Regions from separate parts of the Homo sapiens genome. Here region 2 is linked to region 1. A link is a loop called in an ENCODE intact Hi-C map of the cell type or tissue named here. Cell type or tissue: endothelial cell of umbilical vein. All regions are shown on one strand.

Evidence for each region. Hi-C counts contacts between places; a loop is a spot of excess contacts. Peaks named below come from ENCODE experiments on the same cell type or tissue, not always from the same donor. Only the 100,000 strongest peaks of a DNase experiment are listed, where the experiment ranks them.
Region 2: it touches region 1 in a loop (2.5-fold over the local background); 10 of 110 quality-filtered maps call a loop at or near these places.

The regions. Positions count from the first base shown.
Region 1 is chr9:107,634,506-107,642,505 of GRCh38, reverse strand. All of the region lies in intron 8 of LOC105376205 (a long non-coding RNA gene), which reads right to left. Among named protein-coding and RNA genes, the nearest start is that of KLF4, 150 kb to the right of the region's middle. RefSeq lists enhancers at 4,396-4,944, 4,945-5,493. In endothelial cell of umbilical vein, a CTCF peak has its summit at 4,823; DNase peaks (open chromatin) are centred at 3,335 and 4,585; H3K4me3 peaks cover 1,208 bases; H3K27ac peaks cover 2,366 bases.
Region 2 is chr9:108,267,923-108,275,922 of GRCh38, reverse strand. All of the region lies in intron 4 of LOC105376214 (a long non-coding RNA gene), which reads left to right. LOC105376212 (a long non-coding RNA gene) reads left to right here. Exons shown (of 3, transcript XR_930235.3): 1 at 1-4,559. Among named protein-coding and RNA genes, the nearest start is that of ACTL7B, 580 kb to the left of the region's middle. In endothelial cell of umbilical vein, a CTCF peak has its summit at 3,213 (motif pointing right); no DNase peak of the experiment used is centred here.

The sequences.
Region 1 (8,000 bases):
TCAGGGTCAAACGTGAAAGTGGGAAATAATCTCAAAATCATAATTGCCTGGCTCCAAGACATTTCTTTAGGAGGAAGGAACATTAGGAGGGAGTGAGATCTGCCTGGGTTGTAGGTTGGACCCTCACTCACAGACTGTGCGACACTAGGCTCATACTTAGCCCACTCTGTGCCCCAACTTGGCCACTTGGGGATAAAATAGGTTGGATAAAGTGATGGCTCAGTGTTTCCACCACACCCATCCTAAGAATCCCAGACTCGCCAGGCGTGCTGGCTCATGCCTGTAATCCCAGCACTTGGGAGGCCGAGGCGGGTGGATCACGAGGTCAGGAGATCGAGACCATCCTGGCTAACGCGATGAAACCCTGTCTCCGCTAAAAATACAAAAAAATTAGCCAGGCGTGGTGGCGGGTGCCTGTAGTCCCAGCTACTCGGGAGGCTGAGGCAGGAGAATGGCATGAGCCCGGGAGGCAGAGCTTGCAGTGAGCCGAGATCGTGCCACTGCACTCCAGCCTGGGCGACAGAGCAAGACTGTCTCAAAAAAAAAAAAAAGAATCCCAGACTCCAGCATCTTCGTACCATCAAGATTGTCTAAAATGATAGAGATGGCATAAAGCCAAATCATTGGGATTCATGTCTTTTTATCTCTTCTGCTTCCAAATCCTTGGTCTAGTTGCTTGTTATGGCAATAAGAATGTATTTTTCCTACTTGGTTTTTCCTACATAGCTGTGTTACTCTGAGCAAGTATCTAACCTCTTTGAGTCTCAGTTTTCTCATCTATACAATGGAAATAGTAACAATACGTATATTACTGGGCTGCCAAATGGCTAGATCTGTGTGTGTATGTGTGTCTGTATGTGTGTGTGTGTTCATGAATATACGTTTGGTGGGGTGGGGATGGGGTGGGATCTTTGTATTCAAGTTGACCTGAGCCTGGCTCTCCCACTTCTTGTATCCTTAGCAAAGGATACAAAACCTTTGCTAGTCACCTCCTCTCCTTCAGCCTGTCTCCCTCTCCCTCACCCTCTTGTGGGTTGGGATAATAATGTTAGGCTGATTCAGTGACACAAAGGGAGAAGGAGCTTAGAGTTATACAAATCACTGCATCATCTCATTAAATCAAGTCAGAAGTGAGCTCTGGAGGCTGGGGGTTGGGGGACATGTGCAAGGCCCTAGAGCACTCCATAATCCTGTCAGATAGGCTGTGATTTCCCTAGAGAATGGGTTCTCGGTCCATTCATTCTTTTTTTTCTCTTTTGAGATGGAGTCTAGCTGTGTCACCCAGGCTGGAGTGCGGTGGCACGATCTCAACTCACTGCCACCTCCGCCTCCCGGGTTCAAGTGATTCTCCTGCCTCAGCCTCCTGAGTAGCTGGGATTACAGGTGCCTGCCACCATGCCCGGCTAATTTTTGTACTTTTAGTAGAGACGGGGTTTCACTATGTTGGCTAGGCTGGTCTCGAACTCCTGACCTCAGGTGATCTGCCTGTCTCAGCTTCCCAAAGTGCTGGGATTACAGATGTAAGCCACCAAGCCTGGCTTCATTCATTCTTTTATTCATTCAACAAACATTCACTGAGCCTTTCCATGCATTAGGGCTCTATGTACTCTTAGGACACAAAGTCAAACAAGACCCAATCCCTGTGTGGAGAAGCCCACACTGGAAGGAGCCCTTCCAGTGAAGGAGACAGGCAGGTCAAAAGATCGCTGGAGTCCAACATACACCACTATGGGAGTGTGAGCGGACAGCAAGGCATGGAAGACAGAGGAGGCTGGCTCTGGGTGAAAAACTTGGGAACGCTTTGGAGAAGCAGCAGCACTGTATCTGGGCTTTGAGTGGGAAGAAGTTCACTAGGCAGTGAAGAGAGGAAAAGAACATTCCCGGCAGAGAGGAGGGCAGATCTAAGAGCATGGGGGGCCCAGAGGGCTGTGGGGAGTTCACTGAGGGGACGGGGAGAAGTTTGGTATAAACACATGATGATGGCCAGGCACAGTGGCTCATACCTGTAATCCCAGCACTTTGGGAGGCTGAGGCGGGTTGGTGGATCGAGTGAGGTCAGCAGTTCAAGACCAGCCTGGCCAACATGGTGAAATCCCATCTCTACTAAAAATACAAAAATTAGCCAGGCGTGGTGGCAGGCACCTGTAATCCCAGCTACTCAGGAGGCTGAGGCAGGAGAATCACTTGAACCTGGAAGGTGGAGGCTGCAGTGAGCGGAGATCGCGCCATTGCATTCCAGCCTGGGTGATAGAGCAAGACTCTGTCTCAAAAGGAAAAAAACAAAACAAAACAAAACAAAACAGCAAGGGAGACGCCAAAGTGGCTAGGTGGAGCAGTGGCAGGAGTAGAGACACTTTTACCCAACATAAGGACTAGGAAGAGATGAGGCTGCCCCCTGGGATTGCAAAGCACAAGACAAATATCAGAGATGGAAAATGTCCCCATAAGAAGTGGAAAACAGGCCGGGCACAGTCCATCACGCCTGTAATCCAAGCACTTTGGGAGGCTGAAGTGGGTGGATCACCTGAGGTCGGGAGTTCAAGACTAGCCTGGCCAACATGGAGAAATCCCGTCTCTACTAAAAATACAAAATTGGCCAGGTGCAGTGACGCATGTCTGTAATCCCAGCTACTCGGGAGGCTGAGGCAGGAGAATGGCTTGAACCCGGGAGGCGGAGGATGCGGTAAGCCGAGATCATGTCATTGCACTCCAGCCTGGGCAACAAGAGTGAAAATGTGTCTCAAAAAAAAAGAAGTTGAAAACAGAGCTGTGATCCACTTCTCGGTGAGTGGTATAACCGCAGGTATACTGGATAAAACCAGAAAGTATGCTTGGCTCAAATTACTACAGCTTAGGAGTGTCAAGCATTGAGGGGAACTAAATCACCACAAGATTTATGAGTGTGCAGGGGAGGGAGGAGGGTTCAGGTTGGGGGACATTGTTCTCACCATAAGCAGCAGTGAAGGAAACCAAGTCTTTGGAACCAGTCATATTCCTCCAAGGTTGTACAAACTCAGCCTTGATATGACCTTTTCTGGGGTCTCAGGAAGAAAGAAAAAAAAAAAAAGTGCCTTCATGGTAAAGAGGTATCAGACCAATTAATAAGGCAGATTTGAAAGCTTCTGAAATGCACCTGAGCAAGAAGTCAGGTGTTGAGTTCACCTGCTCTACAGACAAGAAAAATGCTTTTTCGGTTCCTATTTAGATAAAGCTGGACATAAATCATTCTTTGAAAAGCTGTCTTGGGTGCCTTTCTTGGTGGGGGCTTAAGCCCTTTCCAAACATTGCCTCATTAATCCTGGCAGACACGAAGAGAAAAAGGCTTGACAGACATCACTTTTGATGTCACTGAACAGATGTCACTGAGTAACTGGCCTCCAACTTTAAGACACACGCAAGTTCCTGCTGGATGTGGTACAAGATCCTCCCTGCTCACTGGCTGTTAGCTACCCTGCCCTGTGGCCTGGAGGAGGGAGGGTGTGTGTGTGTGTGTGTGTGTGTGTGTATACACATACGTGTAAGTACTTTTAGTCTTAATTATACTATGAACAGAAAATGGGGCAACAGCCACTAGTGTTACTAGCTGGGTGGCTGGGATATATTTTACCAGGAAATCTATATTCTCTTCTGAAACGGCCAGATTTTTGCAAGCATTTTCCCCATCTCAGGGTGGGTGGGCTGTTGTCCTTGGTAAATGCTTTTTGTTTATTTCCAGCCCTTCCAACATGTTGGCGAATTATTGCAATATGAACTTCTAATCCGAAAAGGGGGGTGAGGAAGGGCACTGAGAAGAAGAGAAAGTTATAACAAACTCAAGCGACTGACACCCCAGTTTTACTTGTCCCTTTGGACTTGTTTAGGAGTTGGGTCCTGTTTGGTGTTTCAAAGGAGGGAAAAGATATAAAAGTACAAGGTGCCTTAGAAATGGAAATCTTCTGATGTGGCCTCTTCTTTTCTTTTTAATAAAGAAGGTTAAAGAAAAAAACGAAGAGAGAGAAGACAGGGAGAAGACAGAGAGACAGTGACAGCCAGAGAAACAGAAAGAGAAAAAGTTGGGGGTGGGGGGGGGGGCGCAAGAGGGAGAAGAGGAAAGACAGGAAAAGAAAAGGAAAAGAAAAAGAGGAAAGAAAGAAGAAAAGAAACAAAAAGAAGAGAGAGAAAGGAAAGAAAGAGAAAGAGAGAAAGAGAGAAAGCGAGAAAGCGAGGAAGAGAGGAGAGGGCGAGTGCCCCGAGGGAGTCGGGCAAAAGCGAAATCCCGGCTTCCTACCCGGGACAGCGGGAGAGCCGAGTTTTCCGCAGCGGCCGCGGGCTCGGAGCTTTTAAGGGTTTCTAATCCTGGAAGGCTGTCTGACATCACCCCGTTTCTTGTCGGCTGATGTTTCGTACAAGCCTCTCATTTCCTCAGTGTTTTCAGAGCCACCAATTACTGCAACAGTCTCGTGTTTATGTTTGCGCGCGCTCTCCTGCCTCGCTGGCCCTCCGCCTGGGAGGCTGCGCTTCCCTCCGACGCGCGGAGCCCAGAGGGGGTGGGTCGGGGGAGCGGGGAGGGGGGAATCTGGATCAGGCATTGAAGAAAAAGGGAGGGGTCCCCCTTAATTTTTTTTCATTGACTTCAGCACCATGTGATCAGGAAGTCTGGCCTCCCTCCATTTCCCCTCCCGACTAAAGGGAAACATTGTGTAGCAGCCGCCTGGGCCACCGGTGGGATGGCCTTCGCTGCCTGACGTAGGGAGATAAAAATAACCGGCATATTTAAGGCAGGATCAGGAATCCCGGCGCTCACACGCGGCCTGGTCAGTTCCCGAGGCCGCCCGGCAGGCAGCGCAGCCTGCGGGGAGGCCCCGCGCTCGACTGTGCGCGCCCCACCGCAGGCAGTGCTAGGGCGTACGACCGGACCCCGACCCTGACCCCGACCTTGACCTCGGGACCCAGGCCGACTCAGGCCTGGCTGAGCCTCCCAGATTCCCCAGGGAGGCCGAGCAAGACCGGCCCGAGGCAGTCTGGCTCAGGCTCGCTGGGCTGGGGCTGGGCCTGGGTTCTCTGTCCGGCCTCCCGGGAGACGAGAAGGAAGGATGCCGTGGCAAAGGGAGGGTAGTGCGAAGTTTGATGCCGAGGGGGGTTACAGAGCCTCTGTCTCAAGAGAAGGCGCACAAGGTGCCACCAAAAAAGCCACTTGTTTCTAGCCAGGCCCCCAACTCAGACCCACCACTGTGTGCACAAACTCTCAAATCAAATCTGCCTTCTCTATCCCCACTTTGCCTTCCAACTGCACATTGCAAAGATTTGCAAACATGTGGCAGGGCTGGAAATAAACAAGAAGCATTTAGCAGGCAAAAGGCACTGATGTGTTTCCACATTCATGCTCTCCTTGAAACCTCAACCCACACTACACAGGAAGTTCTGTTATCCTTATCTTACACAATGGGAAACTGAGGCTCGGGGAGATGGAGCCACACATGGGCAATGCTTTCCCTACCACCTCAGTGGCCTCTCGAAACTGCATGACATTGGCACATTGCTTTATCATTCTGGAAACCCCCTACCCTCTCTTCTTCCTCCTCCCTAAATAAAATTATTACCAAGCAAAAACAATGATGGTGAGCTTTCACTGACCTATGAAATCTCAGGTTTGCCCTAGCCCTGGGGCACAAAGAAGTTTTCACATCCATTTAATAATGGGAAATCTCCCTGCCTTCTGATGTCTAAAGTAACAAGATGTTTCAAAATTCCTGGCAGCTTTTCACCTAAAAACCAGATGTGCTGATGAAAAATGAACAGACATTCACCGCTAATCCAGAGATAGCAAATACCTATTTATCTGGGTAGAAGAGGCAAAGAACTTCCATTTTGGGAGATTTGGGAATTTAACCATCTATGGGGATGGAGACCCCGGAGTCTGGCAAGATTTTTCTGAATCTAAGCACCCAGCACAATGCCTAAGACTGAAAATACTCAATCCATAATTGTTGGATTGAGTGAATGGGGGGTGGGGGTGGGTTGTGGAAGGTGATAAGCAGCACTTAAAAACACATTGGGATGAGGTATGCTGGTCATATCTTTAGTGATCATATAAGCATGATCTCATTTAGTCCTTATAACTACCCTAGTCTGCAGGTATCATTATCATCCCTGCCTTGTATGTAGGGAAACTGTAGTGCAGAGAAAAACTGCCCAAGGTAACACAGCTGGGTGCTGGAATTTGAACGCATGCAATCTGACTGCAGTAGCCAAGTTCTTCACCACTAGACTAAATCCAAAGAGTTGTGCCATGAGATGTCAGAGAAAGGGACCTGTTATTTACTAAGCACCTCTTTTGACTCAAGCTCCATGCTTACTACTGGAGAGGCGGGTCAGACACCACAGGATCCAGGCTCTCAAAGAGGTGACTCCGGAAGCAAGACTGGACTTCAGACTCCTTGAAAGCAGCCCTAGTTCTCATTCACCTCTATCTTGCCAAACATCAACTATCACAAATGTCTGTTGAATCGTTCCCCCTGAGAGAAACCTTCTTTGACCACCACCAACCGCAGCATTTTAGATCTCCTTCCTGTTTCCACATTAGATATGGCACATGCCTGCCTTAAAGCGCTTGTCACCCAGCATCTGAGCTTTTTACTTACCTGCCTGCTCTCCCACTGGTCTAGGAGCACCTTGAAGGCAAAAATGGTGTCTAGATCAGTATAGACTCCAGAGCATGGCGGCCACTCACTAAATGTTTGCTAAATTATGAATGAATGCATATGAGACCTTCACTAGCCTCCAGTACAATGTAGGCCTCCTATCACCACAAAACCCGGTTTTCTCTATCTCAGCACCCTCTTCTGTTGCCTCACAGAATTTGTCACAGTTTGTAATTTAATCTGTTTTTCTTTTCCTCCCACGAACCCACGAATGCAGGAACTGCCTCGCTTATGCCTGCCACCATAGCATTCCCAACATGTATTAAAGTGCCTCACACATTGCTGGCACTCAGTAAATACTTGTACAATGAATGAGTGAGTGAATGAATGAATGAATGAATCAACAATAACTATTCCAAAGCCAGTCATAACTGAGCGAAGCCACTTGAAATAATGCCATTACCCAGATTGTATTCATAAAGTGAGGGCCTTTTGTTTGGTGACCACGTCAAATCTAAGTCTCATCCATATTGATGATAAAAAAGACTTAAAAGGGGGGTTATTGAATGAGGCCCTTCTTCTCACACAATGTGGGCTGCAGTGACCACTATAGTTAGAGCTGCACACAGACTCCCTTTATGCCCCTCTGTTTTCATTAGCTCAGGGAACTTGCCAAAGAGTGATCCTTTTGCGCTGAAATTTTCCATGCTGGGTCTTGGCAAAAGGTGAATTTTGGGGAAAAGTTTGAATAAAATCCCTTCAGCCATTTTTTTTCTTCAGTTTGATGAAGATGAAAAAAATACATTTTTTTCTGGCTTTTAATTGAAGACATTTTTAGGACACAGGAAACTCAAATTGAATTGAACTTTGAAAACCTGAAAGTCATATCTAATCCCGTCTGAGGAAACTGTGGAGCTCATCTTGGGCTCATTTTTTTTTAATTTAATAATAATTTTAAAAACTAAAAAGGAATTGAAAAATCTCTTTGCAGCCTTAGCAATCTTGACATGCTTTCTCCAACTTGAGCTACATAAGTCTTTCTGTGATTCTAGCAAATCATAGAAGCTCAGAGCTGTTTAGAAGTGATTTTAAAACTTGAATTTCAGCTCCCATGCCATGACAGATCATATTTTTTCCCTCTTGCCTTTGTCTCAAGAAACTTCTTCACAATGTACCAGGAATATGTGATTTAAACCATAGCCTCAGAAAATAACAAAGCTGAGGTTCCTGGAATGAAAGGACTACTTCTTCAAAGCCAAATATACAACTTGCTTTCCAAAACTTTCTTAGATAAATGCTAACCAAAACATTTTATCTTGCATTGGATTTGGATTTTCTCAGTACTCATGTCAGTACCACATTCTTGCTCCCTTTTTTTTT
Region 2 (8,000 bases), 630 kb before region 1:
AACAGTTGATGGGCTGTTTCAGTCATGGGAACTACAAGGAGAAATGTTTCTGATAATACAAGAAAGCAAAAAGCATTTGGTCTGTGGATTGCAAATATGTATGAACAAGATAAATGTAAGAGGAGCAGACATCTTTGGTATACCTTCTATGGGTTGGGCACTGTGGTAGGCATTTGATGACATTAATAATCTCACTTACTTTTCAGAACAGCCATGCAGATAGGCGCTATCATTACCAATTTACAGCTTAGGAACCCATGGCTGAGTTAAAGTCACTTGCCAGATCACTACCACTGTTAATGGGCTAGTGCTCAACATTCACATGCATGTACAGTTGATCTTTGTTGTTCTAGTAGTTCTTTGTTGTTATAGTTGTTATGATCTATAAAGTCTCAGTCTCTTTGAACACTGAATTAGTAAATACTGAACAATTGCCCTTAGGGAAAATACAGGTTTGTGTTCCTGAAAGTCTCTGTTCACAACATTTTCATCAACCAGTCAATATATTAATATAACCTTGTTTTCTGTGTGCTTCTGTTTAAGGACACCGTGTTTTAGTGTATATTGTCGATTCATTAACGTTGAACTCATGGCCAATAGCACTATAAGCTCAAGCCTGAATGAAATTTATCTAACACAAGTATTTTCTCCGTAAGGCACATCACAACCTTCTTGCACTTAGGAACGCTAGATAGCACTTCAGTACTATGCTTGGCGGTCATTTTAAACAGTGACATCACCAACAAAAAATGGGAAAAGCATGGCACCAAACAGACTGTGAAGAGGACACATGTTTACATCATGAAAGCTGAAACCAGAAGACAGTGTCTTATTCAACCTCAGCTGAGAACAGGTGTTTTGGGCAACTCAAATTTTTCACTGCTCTGCACATGTTTATGAATAACTTTGAAATTGCCATATTGATTTTAGGGTTACAAATAAATTTAGCAAGTAAACAAATTCACAGACGCAGAATCCAAGAATAATGAGAACCGACTGTATATTCAATCATTGGGCAAATATTAATTGTGTGCCTACTATGTGCCGGACACTGTTCTAGTCACTGGGGATTCAGCAGTGAACAAAACAAAGCCTCTGTGCTCCTGGACCTAACATTCTGGGGAAAGGGTAAATGCAGGTAGTAAAGTACATCATGGTCAAGATGGTGATAATCTATGGAGACAGATCACACTGGGAGTGGAGTAGGGAGGGATTAGTGGAGTGTTCTGTGAACACTCAAGGAAATCAGTTCATATGGACATGTGTGGAAGGAGCAATTTGGGAAGTAGGGACACGCAGTGTAGATGCTGAGCAAGAAGCCAGGATGGCTGCAGTTGGGGGTGGCAGAGAGGAGATGAGATAAAGACTGGGTTGGCAAATGATGTAGGATTCTCTGACTTCAGAACCTGGGCTCTTGAAAGGAACATGGGATGAAGATGCAGTATGAGCACTGGGGTGCATTCTAAGTTGTCATAAGGTTGGCAAACGAAAAAGACTGTGAGCTTTTGCTCTTGAGAAAGGTTCCAGTAAGATCCAAAGAAAGAATCTTCGCAAAGGGGTGGAGGCTTCGCCAAGGCCCCCAGACCTCTACTTCATCTGAAGCTTCAGGGTGGGTCACCTGAGGATGCCTCTTTTAGGGAAGTGACTTCAAATCAGCTTGGGATTGGAGGAGACTCTCTGGGAGATAATCTGGCCCAGAGCTGCAATACTGAGGACAATTTCATCAGCATTGACAGTGCATCTGAGGAGAGGCTGGTCACAGCAAACAAACCATCACCCAGGACAACAGGAGTGAAGGCAGAGAGCAAGTCTGCACAGTAAGATTAGCTTGTACAAAAACACTGCTCAACCAACTCAGCTCTGCTCACTGCACTCATCAGAATATGAATGCCACAGCCCATGTTGGAGTCAGTTGCAAAACTCATCTGCAGTTAGACATCCTAAGACTCAACCCATACCACTGACTGATATGGAAACTGAGGCCCAGCAAGGGAAACTAATGAACATCCCATCAAACACCAAGGGAGGGGCTGAACCAGGATGGAAACTTAGCTCTGGCCAAACCATCATTCTAGACAGTTATTCCTAGAGTTAAAAAAAAGAAGAAATTTCACAGAATTCCCAGGTTTGCAGAAAAGCCACTGATTGAGCTGCTGTGTTTGTGTCCATGCAAGCAACTGCAGCCACCTCTACAATTCAGTTTAGTGACTTTATTTATTTATTTATTTAGGCAACCTGGCCATTCAACATCTGCCTCTTGGAGGGCCCTGTGGAAAACTGTGTGGCCATAATGTGAGCCACTCCCAAGAGAAAGGTTCTTAGTCAGCAAAGGTGGTCACGCTAGTTGGAAGAGTCAAAAGGAATTAAACTCCTGTCCCATGATCTTTAGATCTAACAGAGGCACTGGTTCCCTCTTTCAAAGCTTTTTGTAGGAAGGCCTGTCATTTGTGAGGCTCTCTGGCTTCAGGCTTCTGCCTATCTTCTGCGAGGCACTGAATCCCAAAAGAAGTGGAAAGTGGTTGGTCGGGGACAGTGGTGTGCTGGTAGACCCGCTCTCTGGGGGATGGTAAAGGAAAGCCTTGGTTTCCTGCATTTGCCCGATATCTGTGGTGCAAATACTTTCCCCATGGTGGCTTTCAAGCTACCAAGGATTCACAACCGGCTCACAGAATTCCTGAAAATTTAACAATCCACTCTCATGCGCCTGCTGCAGCCATTTCCAGCCCACCTCTGTAGCTCTCTAAACAGCAGGGCCTCATGGATGAGACTAGAGAGGGGAGATGTAGCTGGCTCTGTTTAATTCTGTGAGGTCAAACCACACCTGGGAGGGTGTGTCTGGTTTCAAAGCCTACATTGTAAGAGGAACATAGGCACACTGAAAATTGTTTGATTTGGGCAAGAAGCAATTTCGTCTGAAAAGCCCACCGGGAGACCTATTGCTGGAATGAGAATCCAGGGGAAGAAAAACACAGGGTATCCTGGCCATTGTTTCCAAATCTCTGTGGGGCTGTAAGGTACTTTTCCTGAGGCGTGGAATCTGAACAAATGGGTTGGGGAGGCGTCTAGAACCGGGATGCTGATTTCAGCTCAACCTAGGACTTTTCCGATAAAGCCACCCAGAGAAAGGCAGAGCTGCCTGGCACCATGAGGAATGCCATCACTAAAAGAATAGCATAAAGAACATAGGGCACCCACTAGGTGGGGCTGTGACCGTGGGGACTCCAGGGGCCCCTTCTAGTTCCTGGGGTCTGATCCTGCAATGGACTCTTCTTCCTTTTCCTAGGTAGCCAGTTTTATCTTCTCACTTTCCACTCCCCTTTTCTCTTTCTCCTCTTTCCTGGGCTCTTTTTCTTAGCTGCCTTTAGCCTCTTTACTGGGTTGATCTTCCTTCTGGGACATTGACCTCTAGAGCTTCCTGCACAGAGCGGACTCAGCCCCTTCTCTTTCTCAGGACCCACTTACACCCCCGGGGGAGAGAGCAGGGGCCCTCCTTGTCTTATTTTTCCTTGCTTTCTCTTCTCTCTTCCAACATTCTCAGCTCCACATTTGTGATTGAAGAAGGGCAAATAAACAAATTGAAACTGAAACTGAGCATTGGCCATAAAGTGAGGACATCTGGGAGGCTTGTAAGGAAATTTACATGCTTGCCTGGTTTCAGGTTGCATATTTTGTGTTGCCTGGTAACAAGCCCAGCGTTCCCTTTCATGCTTTATTCTCCTCCTATCCCCTGTTTATAGTGTAATTACCACTGTGACATCATAATCCCTCATTGAACAGCTGTCAGGGGGGCCCAACTGCTGAGTAAACAGGGCTTTATAATCTCTCCTCCCATGGGCTGGTTTACTAAATAGATCAATATTTGGTTTGTAGGCACAGAGATTAGGAGGTGGAAATGTCTTTTGAAAAAGCCCAATCTCTTCCCAGGGCCCTGAGTGCACCTGAGAATGCTGAAAAGAAAAGCCAAGTTCACGGACAAAAAAAGAATCACCCAAGCTGCTTTCACCTGCCTGCGATTTCCCAGGAAGCCAGTTTGTCTTTAAGAAGTGAGACCCATTTGAGAATGAGTAATGTCTTAGGCTCTTTAGTCTAATGCTTAGAGAATTCCACTTTCTTCTTTCGCTCGGCCTCCCCCTGAGCTCCCCTTTCTCTGTCCCCAACTCCATTTTATTTAATCTTTCTAAATGGATATTGTAGCCTCAGGGACTAAAAGAATGACACATGGATAAACAGGAACTAAGCTCCTAAGCTTTTCCCCTACCTGCCATCTTCCTCACCACGCATGAGGATTAGAAGCATCACAAAGAAAGCAGTCTCGGAAGTTTGTCAAATAGAGATTTCTGGGTGATGGTTTGGGAAAGGATGATTTAGATCGTGCCTCTCCTGGGTCGGGAAAGTGACTGAAACACATAACAGCAGAGAACTTGAAGTGCTGGTTTGAGCTTCAGGAGATGTGAGTTCTAGCCCCAGTGCTGCCTGTGATTTTCTCTGTGACCTGGGACAAGTCCCTTGTGGATACGACAGGATATGCGGGCTACAGGGATCTCTGAGGCTTCTCCCAGGTAGGCAAAGTGGAGTGTCAGACTAAGCTGGGCTCAAAAGTTTGTCCTGACACTAGTTAACAGCAAAGTCTTCAAATCACAGGCAACTCTTAAGAGTTGCACTTGCTTCGCTGTAAAAAACGGGAGAATTAATGAATCACTGTGAAGACTAAATGAGATAATGGATGGGGCACACCTCACTGGGTGTGTGATACTTGGTAGGTGTCTTTTTAAAGCATAATTCCTATAAAAACCAAAACTATGGTTTAAAAAAAGGCTTGGAGGTAAAAATTAGAAGGAAAGGAAAGTAAAAGAATAATAACAATCAACACCAGTGTAAGCCATTCACAAGACACAAAGTCCCTTTCACGTATATGATCTTAGGTAATCTGGGCAACAACCTTGAAGAAGAGAAAAGCACCACATTTATTGATCTCTTTGAGTGGGCCATTCACTGTCCTAGTTTTTCACAATCATCTTGGTGGGTAATTTTCCTATTTTGAAGGCCAGGGTCCAAGATTACCCAACTGGTGAGTGTTGGAGCCAGCTCGGGTGATTTTGGTTTGAAACCTCTAAATCCCATGACACAGAAGTGGCAGGATCAATGTGGAAAGCAAGGCAGCAAAATGATGAGGTACTAAAAACTAATGACCTAGATGAAGGAAAGAAATATTTACACAACATCATATGCTTCTTTCACAGTTGTCATGCAACATCATAGTACTTTGCTGATTCAGTCATTTCACAGAGTAATTAGCGTCTGTCTCTGAAAAATAAAATACTGCAATTGGCTGCCGTCTCTAGGACTTTGTGACTTCCTTTGGACAGGTGGTTGCAAAAAGCCTACACCTTTAAAAGTGCCCCCTGAAAGTTAATGAATCACTGTGAAGACTAAATGAGATAATGGATGTGACACAACTCTCTGGGTACCCAGAATGGAGGAGATGGTAGGCCATGGCAGATGGTAGGGGAGAAGCTGGCTTCAGACAATCTACAGAAACCCAGTTTCCTGATTTTTCTGTGCAAGGAATAGCACAGGCATCTGATAATTCCACTATTCTCTCTGGCTGGTGGCCTTCTCTTTGAAAGACTGCATGGTTTCAGTTCAGTTTCATATAGATCTGTGTGTAGATCTGTACAGTGATAACATTCCTTTGTGCTAAGTCAGTCCAAGATAACTAACCTGTTTCCAAGATCTAATTTTGTATGTGGGAATCTTGCCTTGCCCTGATTTCCAGACCCATAGGCAGGCTTGCAGGCTGTAGCTGGGGAAGACCCCACGCTTATTCTGGTGCCCTGAGCAAGACCTCCTGCTCCACTATTAGGCAGAAGCACCTGTTCTGCCACAGGAGGTGCTGTCTTTTGCTGGCAGAGCTCAGTTTCCCTTAAGGGGAAGTTCCTTAGGATTTAAGGCCTCATGACTATCTCAAAACCCATGTTTGTTTGCCAATAAAGAAAATAAATAAACTGTACTAAGGGCTCCTTCCTATATCAGCCTCTGAATTATATGCTATTTTTCTTTAAAGCTACAGCCCTCTGGGGACTACCCATAAATTAGTAGTTCTCAAACTGTAGTGTGCATCAGAACCACCTGGAGGGTGGTGTGTTAGAACACAGGTTTCTCTGCATCCTGAGAGTTTCCTAAGTTCCAGAACTTAGTAGTTCTGGAGTGGAGCCTGAGAATGTGCATTTCTGACCAGTTCCCAGGTAATGCTAATGTGGCTGCTCAGGTGACCACACTTAGAGAAACACTTGCCTAAACCATCCACCGCAACTTGAGTTTGCAGAGCTGCTGGTGGCTTTCTTTTGGAACTTTCCACATTTTTTTTGTATGTGGTTGGCCATTAGTTTGTTCCCTTTTTCCACCACAGAGTTTTAGGTTCTTTTTCACCACAGAGTTGCTTCTCTTCACAAGCAAGAATGCAAATGAAGCTGCTTTATCTGGTATTATTTTCCACACCCTCTTGTAGCCTATATAATTTCAGTTTGTAGTTTGGAAAAATCCCTAATGTGTTTTCCCCCTCACACCTCTGTATCTTTGGACTTGCTGTTTGCTCTCTGGGCTGGAAGGCCTCCCTGGCTTTGCCTGGTGAATTCTGAATTGGATGTCAGAATGGAACTCATGCCATGGCCCCAGTAGAGTCATCCCTGAACAGCCTACCCAAGCAGAGATCATTTTCTTCTCTTTCTCTAACCTTATAGCTGCTAGTCCAATCTTTCATTCTAGCCCTTATCCATTTGCAGGCTTCCCCTGCCCACTAGACAAGGAGATACTGAAAGGCAGAGACCAGGAACGACTCAACTTGAGGCTCCCTAAGTATCAAGCATAGTGGATCTTAACCCGGGCTACACCTTAGAATCACCTGTGGAACTTGCCAAAAAGTTCCAACACTTAGGTCTTTCTCCACATCAATTAAATCAGAATCTCCGGGGAACAGAGCTGCAATTAGGGCCTCCATTCTCCAGGTTTCCTAAGTAGAATGGACAATGATTTTAACATTCTGCAGCTCCATTCCGACTGTGTGCCTGTTCTGTGTGTTCTGTGACACAGAATAGACTTTATGGGTCCCATTTTGTAAGTGAAGAAAATGCTCTGAGAGCAGATCATTGATTGAGTCAGCAAATCATTGGTTCATTGGTTTCTTAATTCACTCCCTATTCATTCATTCATTTGACAAGTATTTTTGTAGTATCCACTGTGTGTCTGGACACATAGTAAACAATAACAGACATTGCCCCTGCTCTCATAGAGGTTTCAGCCTAGTGAGTGAGGTAGACTGTGATCAATCACCCAAATAAATGTCAAGTCACACTCCAAATAAATGCCATGAAGGAGGAAGTTTTACTCAGGGGAGAGAACCACAACAGCTTTTGGAGTTTTTAACAGGGGAGGGGTTGACCAAGTCCTGGAGGCCAAGGATGTTTTCCCTGGTCAAGGTCTGTTGACTAGAGCATGGCAGGACGAGACATTCACTGGGCCAAGAGGGAAAGGCAGAGTGTCTCAGGCAGAGGGAGCTATGGAAACCAGCAGAGTCCAGGGTCCTTCAGCCAGGTGTACCCCATGGTTCCCATCCTCAGCCTTTCTCTTCACCATTGTCTTGGGGCAGCAAGCAGGGCTTTAGAGAAGTGTAATCATTGTGCAGGATAGTGTGAGTGTACACACAGGTGTGCATGCATGTACATATACACAAGCACACACATGCATAAACACATATAACATACATACATATACCCACATGCCCACACCACTCCTTTGCTCAGATCAGAGCTAGGCTGTCTGCCTGGAGCTATGCCGAAATGTTGATGCCCAAGGACTCCTTTCTCGAGGAATTAGAACAAGTTTTAAACCACATTATCTCACTGACTATGCAGAGTCCTCTGACAAATGGTGTCTTTTCATCCCAGCAGCCTGGGGGAGGTATAGACAGCCAGCAGACAGGATCTGAGGGTCATGCTGCCCAG